Regions from separate parts of the Homo sapiens genome. Here all the other regions are linked to region 2. Evidence: chromatin contacts called from ENCODE Hi-C or POLR2A ChIA-PET data. All regions are on one chromosome and are shown on one strand. Each heading gives the region's core, a stretch centred on a gene start or an enhancer-like site at or near the end of the contact. The rest is flanking DNA. Distances are from core to core; before and after follow the strand shown. Region 1 has its middle 64 kb from the start of LINC02421. Region 2 has its middle 99 kb from the start of LINC02421. Region 3 has its middle 44 kb from the start of LINC01479.

Evidence for each region. Hi-C counts contacts between places; a loop is a spot of excess contacts on that map. ChIA-PET counts read pairs that join two places held with the same protein, here RNA polymerase II (POLR2A). Pooled maps may share reads with other maps.
Region 1: a map of gastrocnemius medialis shows a loop between it and region 2 (3-fold over the local background). The contact joins two enhancer-like sites. A Hi-C loop is called at or near these places in 1 of 168 maps with a recorded cell type or tissue (gastrocnemius medialis) and 10 of 50 pooled maps. POLR2A ChIA-PET finds 5 or more read pairs at or near these places in 2 of 52 experiments (PC-9 and activated naive CD8-positive, alpha-beta T cell).
Region 3: a map of psoas muscle shows a loop between it and region 2 (2.4-fold over the local background). The contact joins two enhancer-like sites. A Hi-C loop is called at or near these places in 3 of 168 maps with a recorded cell type or tissue (gastrocnemius medialis, psoas muscle and transverse colon) and 1 of 50 pooled maps. POLR2A ChIA-PET finds 5 or more read pairs at or near these places in 1 of 52 experiments (OCI-LY7).

The regions. Positions count from the first base shown.
Region 1 is chr12:67,790,880-67,795,232 of GRCh38, forward strand. No RefSeq gene overlaps it. Among named protein-coding and RNA genes, the nearest start is that of LINC02421, 64 kb to the left of the region's middle. Within about 2 kb of position 1,477, at least 2 of the 41 ENCODE cell types and tissues checked have a DNase peak (open chromatin) inside an H3K27ac peak, as active enhancers do.
Region 2 is chr12:67,826,408-67,830,604 of GRCh38, forward strand. No RefSeq gene overlaps it. Among named protein-coding and RNA genes, the nearest start is that of LINC02421, 99 kb to the left of the region's middle. RefSeq lists an enhancer at 1,327-2,526. Within about 2 kb of position 1,829, at least 15 of the 41 ENCODE cell types and tissues checked have a DNase peak (open chromatin) inside an H3K27ac peak, as active enhancers do.
Region 3 is chr12:67,882,690-67,887,283 of GRCh38, forward strand. No RefSeq gene overlaps it. Among named protein-coding and RNA genes, the nearest start is that of LINC01479, 44 kb to the right of the region's middle. Within about 2 kb of position 2,843, at least 2 of the 41 ENCODE cell types and tissues checked have a DNase peak (open chromatin) inside an H3K27ac peak, as active enhancers do.

The DNA of each region.
Region 1 (4,353 bases), core at 227-2,726, 36 kb before region 2:
ACATGACCTGGACATCCAGTCCATGACAGTAGTTTTTGGTCTTGCTCTATTATCAGCAAATATTTCTGAGCACTCATCACTAAAATATGTATTCTTATTTTTAAATTATGTAAGCATACTATATAGTACTGCATTTTATACATAAAACATATACAAATTTAAAATGATAAAAATTAAAAAACAATGTAACTGGAAAATCTATTATTTTATTCTGTGTACCAAAAGATCATCTTCCACATTTCCTGGAAAGTCTGCCCCTCACTTTGGAGAACCTGTACTGTAGTACTGGTAGTTATAATTGTGTCCTCTAACTAGATGTGCACTCTGTAAGGGTACGGAGTATGGTTAATTCAATTTTGTATCCATGAAAGTTATCATAGCATCTTGGACATTATAATAACTTAATGATCCCTATTTTGAATGAATTAACAATTTCTACCTCTGCATCTTTTTTTTTTCATTAGTGCTCCTCTCAAAAATATTTCTCCTTCCCTTCCTTTTCACCTGGCCAAAGTCTACCTGTCACCCAAGTCAAGGCCAGGTTTTTTTTTTTATTTCCTATGAATTTTTTCCTGTCACTCTAAATCTCATGTAATCTTTCTTCTCACCTATAGAAATTACTGACTCTGCTGTTCACTTAACATATCGCATTCATTGTCGGTGACAGATGACATTTTCTCCTTCACTTATGAAGCTTAGTTTGGCTGGATATGAAATTCTTGGTTGAAAATTCTTTTTTTTAAGAATGTTGAATATTGGCCCCCACTCTCATCTGGCTTGTAGGGTTTCTGCCGAGAGATCTGCTGTTAGTCTGATGGGCTTCCCTTTGTGGGTAACCCAACCTTTCTCTCTGGCTGCCCTTAAGATTTTTTCCTTCATTTCAACACTGGTGAATCTGACAATTAAATTGTGTCTTGGGATTGTTGTTTTTGAGGAGTATCTTTGTGGTACTCTCTGTATTTCCTGAATTTGAAAGTTGGCCTGCCTTGCTAGGTTGGGAAAGTTCTACTGGCTAATATCTTGAAGAGTGTTTTCTAACTTGGTTCCATTCTCCCCATCAATTTCAGGTACACCAATCAAACGTAGATTTGGTCTTTTCATTTGGTCTTTTCACATAGTCCAATATGTCTTGGAGGCTTTGTTCATTTCTTTTCACTCTTTTTTCTCTAATCTTGTCTCTGGCAGGTGTCTCCCAGTCAGGCTACAGGGGGTTCAGAGACCCACTTGAGGAGACTGTTATTGGAGCTCGAACACTGTGCTGGGAGAACCACTGCTCTCTGCACACCTGTCAGACAGGGATGTTTAAGTCTGCGGAAGTTGTCTGCTGCCTTTTGTTCAGCTATGCCCTGCCCACAGAGGTGGAGTCTAGTGAAGCAGTAGGCCTTGCTGAGCTGCCGTGGGCTCTGCCCCGTTTGAGCTTCCCGGCCACTTTGTTTACCTATTTAAGCCTCAGCAATGGTGAATGCCCCTCCCCCTGCCAGGCTGCAGCCTCGCAGGTTGATCTCAGACTGCTGCGCTAGCAGCGAGCAAGGCTCCGTAGGCGTGGGACCTGCCAAGCCAGGCACGGGAGGGAATCCCCTGGTCTACCGGTTGCTAAGACTGTGGGAAAAGCACAGTATTTGGTCAGCAGTGTTCCATTCCTCCAAGTACAGTTTGTCACAGCTTCCCTTGGCTAGGAAAGGGAAATCCCCTGACCCGTGTGCTTCCCCGGTGATGTGACGCCCCACCCTGCTTTGGCTCACCCTCCGCGGGCTGCATCCACTGTCCAACCAGTCCCAGTGAGATGAACCAGGTACTTCAGTTGGAAATGCAGAAATCACCTGTCTTCTGGGTCAATCACACTGGGAGCTGCAGACCGGAGCTGTTCCTATTCGGCCATCTTGGAAGCCACTCAGATGACATTTTCATGCTGGTATATATCTTCCCAGATACATTGCAAGCTCTTCTTTATTTCCTTATCTGTAACTCACTAGCTTCCTTTTGCTATATTTATTTAAAAGTCATTCTATAAATATTCATTGAACAGATGACAAAGCTATCAATTCACTCAGCTACCCTTTTGACTCAAAATTGTCGTAAGTGTGTTTGGCATTTTGTTTTCTCATAGATGTTTAAAAACAGCTGTTCTTCCTCCAGAGCTCCCCACTAGCTGTTATTTTCAATACTCAATTTGCAAAAAAATTTGCCATAAATTGAGGAAAAAAACTGGAGAACACAATGTAAAAAATAAGCCTCTTAAGCATGCGCATAGAATTATGGTTCTGCCATAACAGAATTAGTGGGTTTTAGATTCCTTGAGACACAATAATATGTATTTTAGACTATCCAGACATATCAAGCCAATGCTTTGGAAACTGACTAAAGAATTAATGTACCTGGTTTGTCTTAAAACAATTGGTTATAGATGCAAATCAAAACCACAATGAGATACCATGTCACACCAGTCAGAATTGCTATTACAAAAAAGTCAAAAAATAACAGATGCTGGGGAGGTTGTGGAGAGAAAGGAATGCTTATACATTGTTGGTGGTAGTGTAAATTAGTTCAGCCATTATAGAAAACAGTCCAAGGTTTCCTCAAAGACCTAAAAATAAAAATACCATTTCACCCAGCAATCCCTTTACTGGGTACATACCCAAAGGAATATAAATTGTTCTATTATAAAGACACATGAACATGTATGCTTGCTGCAGCACTGTTCACAATAGCAAAGATATGAAATCAGCCTAAATGCCCATCAATGGTAGAATGAGTAAAGAAAATCTGGTACATATGCACCATGGAATACTATACAACCATGAAAATGAATGAAATCATGTCCTTTGTAGGAATATGGATGGAGCTGGAGGCCATTATCCTTAGCAAAGTAATGTAAGAACAGAAAACCAAGTACTGCATGTTCTCATTTATAATGGGAGCTAAATGATGAGAACACATGGACACATAGAGGGAAACAGTACACACTGGGGCCCATCAGAGGGTGGAGGGTGGGAGGAGGAAGAGGATCAGGAAAAATAACTGTGGGTACTAGGCTTAATACCTGGGTAACAAAATAATCTGCACAACGAACCCCCATGACGCAAGTTTACCTATGAAACAAACATGCACATGTACTCTTGAACTTAAAATAAAAGTTAAATAGAAAAAAAAGAAATAAACAAGAGTTCTAGAGAAGGATGGTAGAGTTGATTGCACAACAATGTGAATGTACTTAATGTCACGGAACAACAAACCCCCATGTTTACCTATCAACAGACCTGCACATGTACCCCTGAACTTAAAACTTAAGAAACAAACAAACAAGCAAACAAACAACTGCTCATGCCTTTCTATGTTCAAACGCTCTGTATAAGATCTAAATTCCTAAGTTCTGAGAAGCCCCTTCATTCAGAAGACTCTGGTGTTTTCTTTGGGCAGCTCCTTGGATGTGAGCTCTCAGCATATGTGATGTATAGATTAGGAATTCAAGAGCCTTAGATATTGGCAGCCAAACCAAAGGAGGCAGAGTTCATATAAATAAGACTTCAGCAAAATCTTCAACAAAAGTGATTTCTGTCTGATTACATAAGTATGGTAATGAGTTCTGGCTTTAATTCCGGTATACTTTCTGCAACCCTGGTTCATGCTCACATAGAGAAATAAGGAAAGCATTTTTAAGCTTAATAAAAACATTTCTAGTTGCCTGGAGCCCAGAAATAATTACAATTTCACCTTCATGTTCTAAAACTGTATGATTTCTTTCCATCAAAAGTCTAGTAGCATTTTTTATTCTGTATGGATGGTGCTTAATAAATGCTTGTTGGATGACTTAGAGTAGAAAATAAATGTGTTTATTGATGAGGGAATGATATTCATGTTCTACAAAATATCCCATTTCTCCCTCAGTATGTATCTTGGCAGAGTTAATTAATATATTCCATTTGTTTCTAAAAGGATTTGAAGATATATTCTTCTATTTTATCCTCACAATCGCCCTCAAAGGTAGGTGGGGCAGGTCTTATCCATCAGTAAATAGGTGACAAAATTGGGCCCAGATAGACTTGAACACTTCTAGTCTTAGTCTTGGAGATTCTTTCTCTAAAAGCTATGTATGTGTGTGATGGGGCAGGAAAAGAGAAGAAAAAAAACACTCGTATGATGTGCTGATGGCATTTAGATGTACAGCGGGAGGGAAAGCAGGGTTTCTCAACCTCAGCACGACCAACGTTTTGGGCTAGATTCCTGCTGTGGGAGGGTGCCCTGTGCATTGTGGCATTTTCAGCATCATCCATGGTCTTTATACAGGAGCAGTTGGATGCCAGTAACAGTTTCCTCACTCCCCAGTCATGACTTTCAAAAAATGTCTCAAGACAT
Region 2 (4,197 bases), core at 579-3,078:
TGCATAACAACTATTTTAAACTTAGTCTTTGGAAGGAGTTTAACCTTCATTTAGTAGAAGGAGATAATACTTTGTTTTCCTCTGGCTTTGATATGTATCTTCCATAGTTAGAATTCCTATTAATGTTTTAGGTTCTGCTTCGCCAGAGTGAAAACAAGGGCCTGTCTTCAAGCAGGTTAAGACCTAATGATACACTAAGTGTTTAAAAGAATTCTTTTCTTTAAAACCTCTCAAAAATGAAGCAAAGTGAGGGCTGGGAAACAACAGGCACACAAGGGACTTGATAATGATCTTGAAATTTGTGAAGGGTTATTGTACAAATGAGGATTCAGAAGCAGTGATATTTTTCAACTGATAGTCCAACAAATAGTAAGTAAAACATTAAAAACAAAAAGTAAAAGGCCTTTTATTTCAGCAGAATTCCAGAATTTGTAAAATTATAAGGCTCAGGAAATTTGAAAGATGCTGATACCTAAAGGAAGCTGAGACACAACTTTAAAAAATATTTCACTATGTGCATACAGCTTTCTGGAGAAACGGAACCGACCCATTTCTGAGGTCCCTCTATGGCAGCCTGTGCAAGGCACACAAACACCCCAAGATATTTTCTTATGGCCTGTATTTTATAAAAGAGAAAACAGAGACTCAAAGATATTAACTTGTCCAAAGTCATGCAACTAGTGAGTGGCAGAATAGGAATTCAAACCCAGCTTTGACTCCAGAGCCTGCACTCTTCCCATTAGATCATTCTACATCCTTTTTTGGGATGGTTTAGTTGCCAACTGGGGATAAAATAAATGGTCTTTTGAAATTCTTTCCATTGCCTGGATTCTATTCTCCCTTATTTGATCCCAATATTGGCCTTAACACTGTTTAGCAATTTGTTATACTGAGAACATGGGTTAGGAAACAATACAATTTGATGAGTTTAATGTAAATTGTTTTCAAACTTAAGTTCTCACTCTTACTAGGTCACAAAATCTCAGTGAGAAGGCACCTCAGAGTTCATCCGGTACAAGTCAAGTCCAGTGTGTAATTCAATCTGTCTTTCTCCTGTCTTTCAGCAAATATTTAGTAGCACTATGCGTTAAGCAGTGTATATACAGCAGTGAGTAACACAGACCAGCCCCTGCTATCATGAAGCCTTTTCCTTGTTGCCGCTGCTCTCTTCTGCATTTTATAGCTGCTCATTCGGTGGAGTAGGATAGACTCTAGCTAATAAAGGAAAGAGAAAAGGCCAAACCATTTCAAAGACTCTCTTTTACATAGCTTATTAAGAACCCCCTGTTGAATGGTTGACATCTAAGGCAGTAATTGGGTACATAAAATTCGATCTTAGTGCTTTGCCCTTAGTCTGTGGTCTTATTAGCGAGTTTAAATGCATTTTCCCCATGTGGCTTAAAGATTGTTAAAGATCTAGAAATACTTTTTGACTCGTCTGAGCAGACAGGAAGACAGATGGACTTAGAGAGTAATGGTTGGCAAGAACATGCTGTTAGTAGCTTGATTTGAAGGTGGTTCTGAGAAGGATCTTAGAGATTTCAGTGGGTGTCTGAGACAGGATTTACTTAGAAAGGGAAAAAGAAAGTGACTGTAGAGACAGCCCAGGGAGTATGACATCACTGCAGGAGCAGAGTGGGAAGGCCGGGAAGAATAGTGTGAAATAACACCTACCAAAACATACGCCAGAAGACAGGCAAAGCCCCCATGCAAGAATGCCACTTGTTGCCTAAAGCACCCTGTGCATTTTGTTACTTTGCCTCCGTGTAGATCTGTCTTATTTTGTCTTGTGTGTGGTTAGTGATACACTGATCTCTCTCCCTCCGTAAGAATGAAAGTGAGTCAGAGCAGGGAACCGTGGCTTAGTCATCTTGGAATACCCCAGTACCTTGCTCACTGTCTCTTAGACAGAGTGGGCGGCCCAATAGGATAGAGGATCTAGAACTTTTTGATTGGGTAAAAGGCCTATACTTAGCAATAGTTTTTGAATAATAAATGAAGTTAGGGAGAAAAAAGCAGAAACGTGTCCTGTTCCAAGCAAGCTTGGAGGGAAGAAAATAGAGCAGTTCAGAGTTGTTTTTATTCTTTCAGAAGTCACTAGCTAAAATTAAAGAGCATCAAAAGATGAAAGCAGGGGGCCATTTGCCTTGTTTTATCATAAGCAAAATCCTGATTTGTGGGGTTCGTTGCATATCCTGCTTCCCTAGGCCTACCCAGCCTGGAGTTAAAAACAGTAACCAAACAGAATTTGCTTTAGTTTGCCCCCAGTTTCCCCTACAAGAATTTCAGTTACCTTTGAATCTCTCCCTAATTGTTCTGGGAAGTCCAGGAGTTACTTCACTTGTATTCTCATCTTGGCCACCATCTGCCAGGAGCCACTTTCTTCTTCTCTGCTCAGCAGCTGAGAGGTTGCCAAGAAGCCAACAAGAGGCTTCTGATAAGTGTATGCAGGCATTAGGCATCCATTTTCAGTGTGCATTAAAGCCCACTGTTCTCCCACCCTCCATTGCAGATGTAGGCCCATATGATGACTTCTCAGTCCATCATTTCTTTCTGTACTACAGCATGCTCCAGTTCTTCTTGGTGAAAGACAGTATTGTTAGGTGGTCAAGAGTGTGGATTTTAAATTCAGAGAGATGTACATAGAATCCTGGATCTGCCATGTTTGAGCTATGTGTCCACAGGCAAGTTACACATCCCTTTTAAGCCTTAATTGGAGAAAATAATGACCATATCATTGGATCACTGTGATGATTGGATTAGATAATGTATGCAAAATGTTTACTAATTAGAAGAGCTCAATAAATGTTAATTATTTGTATTACTGCCATGAGTTACCTAGGTTACACAAAAGCACTTCTTTGTGCTCTCAATATCTAAAGATTTTTTGTAAAAACAGCTCTTAAAATTTAAAAAAAAATTTGTTTATGGAAATGAGGTCTTATATTACTCAGGCTGGTCACAAAGTCCTGGCCTCAAGTGATCCTCCTGCCTTGACCTCCCAAAGTGCTAGGATTACAGGTGTGAGCCCTCCAAGGAAACCAAATGGGGAATGATCTGAATGATAATGTTATTACCCAAATGATCCTCTCCTCCAACCCTATCCCACTGTCTTCAAATGTATTCCCCTCAAATCTGTTCTTATAATGAGCTATTTCCTAGTGAGATCTTGAGTACTTCATGCCAACAGAGCTCTGAAGGGTCCCCTACAGTGAATCTCCAGATGGGGCCAGGCATGTTTGAATGGTAGTATGAACACAGCTAAGATCTTTAACATCTAGGGAAAAATTTGGCAATAGCTAGATGGTAGGTGAAAATGTTAAGGAGGTAATGTAAAATAAGAAAAAAGGAAGAGAAATTCAAGTCCCCCAGGAAAGCAAGCCAAGACTCCATCATAGAGCATACTTTCTGGAAGTCAAAGGTTATCTTTTAATTTACATTTTCCCGCAGAAAATTAGTACATACAAGCAAAAAACCAAACAAATATGGCTTTACTGCATTCTGAGTAATATTCTTCAAAAAAATGCTGGCAGAAAAGCTGGGACGTGTTTTATGCCTTGGTCGGAAATGCGCATCATGATTCACCAGACACAATTCAATTCACTTTGAAATTATCCCCTCTTTTATGCCCTTCAATGGGAGAAAAAAATGAATCTACTCAGTAATGAATGCACAGTCCATTATAGTTATTGTGTTCTTCTTGAAAAAAAAAATAACATGACAGCTTTATTCACTCCATGTGGCAAACCAAATTGCATCAAGTAAAGTGCAAATAAGACAAACACTAAAATTGAATTTTTCCTTCCTCTTGTACCTAGAGGCATATGCTATGGCGGGAATGCATAAGTTAAAATGGCAATAATAATAATAACAGTGGAAAACCAAATGCAAATATTAAACTCAGTTAGAAAACTGATTCCAAGGGGCAGCAGTTTTCATGCTCCATCTGCTTGGAGAAAATTTCTTGTTAATCAGGTCTATAAATGAGTATGGGTGTTGGATTCTGTTCTCTGCTAAAGCCATAAAAATTTTCGTACAGTAATGCACCTTATCTGTTGAATCTGCTTTATTTATTTAAGTTCCAAAGACCCCCAGGAAGTTTGCTAACTAATACCCCAGGGAAACTGGTCAAATGAATGCATGCTACTAGGTACTATGGCAAACACTAATGGAGAAATAAATCAACTATTTCTTTTA
Region 3 (4,594 bases), core at 1,593-4,092, 57 kb after region 2:
CAGAGGTTTAGTAAAAAGGTGACGAGGAACAGGCTGGAAAGCAGGCTGAGGTCAGATTGTGGAGGCCTGTTACATTTCCAAAACAGTATTTGTAATCTATTTTCTTGGGAATGGGAAACTATTGAAAGTTTATTAATATTAAGCAAGGAGGACAAGACAGTTTGCAATCAAACCTAGTGTGAGAATGAAACAGGGATTAAATTATTCAACTAAATCATGGACAGGAATGTGATTGCTTGAAGGCATACACACTCAAGGCAGATTTGCCAGGCTTCCCTCCAACCTGGCCAGCATGGAGAAGGAGCAGCTGTGATGGAGTGGAAAATGCGTGGTCTGGGTACACACAGACATGATTTCCAGTCACTTCCCAGCTACTTTCTTGTTGTTTAACTTTGGGCATTTCCTTAATTCCCCTGATACTCTATTTTCTCATCTGTAAAGTGGAGATACAACATCTACTTCACCATGTTGTTAGGAGTAATTAGAAATGATATATGAGTTTCTGGATCATAGTTTATACTCAATGAATGGTAGCTGTATTAATTTTAATTGGAATTATATTTATTGTAATTGTGTATCAGTCATCTCATATATTAAATAGAAGCTTGAAAATTGTAGCAGGACCAATTCTGATTTATTAACCATATTTCCCCACCCCCCCGCCCCCCAAAAAAAATGCTTGTTAAAAATATTTGGTTGGCAGTGAGTAACCAAGTCATCTTTATAGATGAATATCAACACCTTCTAGGTAGAGTGATGGTACTGTTTGGGAGGACAAGTGCTTTGTCTCCCCTAAGGAAAGTAGCAGCTGAGAACCCAGTGATTTCACTGACACCTTGGCTGGGGACACAGGAAATCTCAATCACTGAGACTCCATGGTGAGGAAGGCAGGGAGTAGGGGCACCCGAGGACCTTGATCTGCCCTCCCTCTTGCCTCTGTGGGGGCTCCATACTAGAAGGATGGGAAGCAGATCAAGCATTGGGTGACACAGATCTGGTTTCAAATTCTGGCTCTGCAATTTACCAACTGGGAATCCAGTACAAGTTGCTTAGACTCTTTGAGCCTCACAAGTTCCATCATTAAAAGAAGGATGATAATCCTTTGCAGGGTTGTTGTGGGAATTAAATGAGCTAATATGAAGGAAGATCCTGATTTCAAATAGGCCCTCAGTACATGGTGGCAATGACAATTCTCCTCATTCTCTCACTTTTTCTTCCTTCCAGCCTCCCTTCACTGCCTGAGACTCTTTTCAGGAAGGACATGAGCCAATGCAGTCCATGAGAGCTGGCTACGGAAGGGGACATCCTTGCTCCTTCTTACCCCTGCTTATCCTCAGCTGTAATCTGGTGACTAAATGGCTTCTCCTTCCATCAGCAAGGGGACAGTGAAACCAGGCACTGTGTTGGTCACTCTGGATAAAACCCTTAACTGATGACTCCATTGGTAAGGACAAAGCAGAGTGAAATACCTGATAATGAGGTAAATCTCTTTTGGAACCTGAAGAAAGGTGAGAAGTGAATGGGTGTTAGTAGGACGATAAGAGAAGAAAAATTCTCAAAGATGGAAGGAGGAGAAAGTAAAAAGAACCAATTGTAGGGCAGTATTTTAAACAAGTGTTTTTTTCATTTATCAATTAGAGAATCTGACTTTTTTTATTTCTTAAGCCAGTTGTTCTTAGAAAATTGCCATCTTCCACATTTCTTATTCAGATACCTCCACAAAAGGAGAAATTTGGCAGCTTTATATTCTGGGGTTTTGTGAGAAAAATTCATTTTGTCACCCAGAGTCAGCTGCTGAGAAAAAAAAATAGCAGCAGGACCTTTTCCTCTCGTTGTTATTCAAATACAACCCAGTTCTCCAGGCTGACCGAGGAATAAGTTGGAAGCAAGCAGTGAGCAGAGACTAATGCCTTAATTGGCTATTAATATATGGTCACTGCTATTCTTAGAAATAACTGGTGTTTCAATAACTACCTCAAAAATGGAGTTCAGATTTCATGGCTGTGTTCTATCACACATAAAACCAGGAAGAGTTGATGGGTAATAGGTTGGACCACGATTCATTTCTGGAAAGCTCCAGTTACATTTGCTATTGCTGTAAAAAGTCGTGCTTGGAAAGTTGCCTGGTAACCTGATTTATCTTGAATATTAATAATTCACCCATCAGGAAACTACCTTGCCTGTAACTCAGTGTCAAAATTGAACACCTCTTTGACTATGTGGTCTGCAAGGTAATGGTGGTGGGGTTGGAAGTAAATTAGTTAAATGTGGTTAGAGAATGAATCTGATAATGTGTTTATCCAACTTGGGAAGAATTTAGATGTTGTTAAAGGATATAAAGTATATAATCTTAAAGAATTGAAATGGGGATTTCTTTTTAAGTTCTACATAATTGTTACTTGATAAACTCAGATGACGTCTCACACTGAAAGTTCACTAACCACATAATTAATAGGGACATGTATTATTGATGTACTAAGACTACTTAATAGCACTTTGGTTCCATTTACAGAAGGATAAAATAGTCACCAGGCGTGAGATCAATAAATCACAAGTTTTGAGTGTTATATTTACAACCTGAGAGTCAAGTAACTCTTCATCATTGAACAGTCTCCCACTTGGAACTATGAGTGACCTGTTTCAGGTTTGTTGAGTGCCCTTGTGAAAAAATTCTAAGCTATGGAAACCATTATTTTCCCCCTGTGAAATTTCCCCATAGTACTTAGTTGGGCCTCCTTCCCTATGTGGACGCTTTGAGATGTCACAGAGGCAAGCAGTACCAAAGATCATGAAAGATTTGGTAGTTACAAACACCTTGGTTCGCATCCAGCAACTATCTCCCAAATTCAGCTGGGTCTGACATAGCAGCTGAGCTTCCTGCTCAATTTGGCCCCAACTCTGCCCAGACAGAGGACTTCTCTGTTTCCACTAGAACGAGCCAGGAACAAAAACTCCATCCATCTAAAAATGCTTGAAATAATTCTAGTGTTGGGGAAGACAAAGAGAAAATAACCGTGTGGTTTCACTGTAAGGATTTAGGTATAAGGAAGGGAAATGGTGTCAGTCAGGGATTACATCCTCATATGCCACTTGAGGAACCAAATACCTCCTAAGAAACAACCCACATCCGACCCTAAACCCTCAGATGCCAGGAATCATTAAGAGCATTCACCACAGGAGAAAATTTCTCTGTTAAACTAAAGATAAACCACTGTGCCCCAATTCCCAGATGATGGAAATCGGGCTTTAAATGATATAATGAGTCACATTTGCATTCTTTTTAGAAGATAAACAGCCAATTTATTTTTTGCCTTGAATGGCATGTCTTTTAGTAATGTGATTGAGGAGATAAAATAACCAGTGGTAACTGATTAACTATTTTAAGTCATTGTGTTCAAAACGTGTGATATATTAGTTCACTTATCCAGAAGTGATCTCAATGATTAGGAGTTGAGCCAAGGAAATAAGCAAAGCAGCTAAGTGAAGGGTAAGCAACTGAAATACTTACAAACTGAACCCTCTCTCTTATGCTCTGAACTCACAGAAAAGGGCCTTAGAGCACTCCCCAGTATCTATTTATTTTATTTAAGATACAATTCTAATAGCAAAATGGAAATAGTTGTTGCAAAGAGATAAAAAGGATGCTGTCCAAGTCAGGCAACTGAAAGTGGCAAGAAATGACAGAACTGACAATGATAAAAGAAATGGATAAATCAAAATGGCAGGAAAAAAAAATTCATGAACATTTTCTCAGTGTGGGACCATTCTGCGTAGAGTAAAATAAAAATAATTAAGCAAAACACAGATTTGGTGTTCATATTTCATAACCCTCTAATATCAGAAAATATGCGATCTGTGTTAGGAAGACAATTGATGTATCTTAGAAATAGTTCCAACATAAAAGGTTAAGTTATTTTAAATTCAGTCATCTTGAAAATAAGTGCAATGCTAACTCCTCATGTTGTTCTTCATGGATTACAAGGAAGCAGTGGAGTATCACAGTTAAAAGGATGCATATGGTTCCCAACTGCCCAGATTTCAAATCCCAGCTATGCCGTGTGTGACCTTGGACAACTCACTTAACGTCTCTGAAGCTCAATTCCTCCACTGCAAAATGGGTAGTGGTAAGGATTTAATGAGTTAATGTATATAAAGCATTGGAAGAGTACCTGGCACATAGTAAGTGTTAGATAAGCATTCTCTACAAAGATATTTGCATTTACCAAGTACCTAATGTGTGTCAGGTACTGGGAAGGGTGCTGTGATCTTTATCATTATATTTTATAAGATTTTACTACATGAAGTGAAACACCAGAATCTTGCCTTCAATATTCCTCAAGCCCAACGTAACCGGCAATAAAGAGTTATCAACCCTAGTACAACACAATGTAATCCATTATACCTAAAGTTCTTTTAACCTGATTTCTGCCATAGTAATTAACTTTTGTTTCTTGAAACTTTATGTCCATTTTGGTTGGCTACTATTCTATCTCTCTGTGAAATGTTCCCCTCTCTTCATTTTGCATGTATATTCATCACCTCTTCTGTTCAGTTACTATTTTAGACCTCAAGGATCCAATGATCTGGGAACACA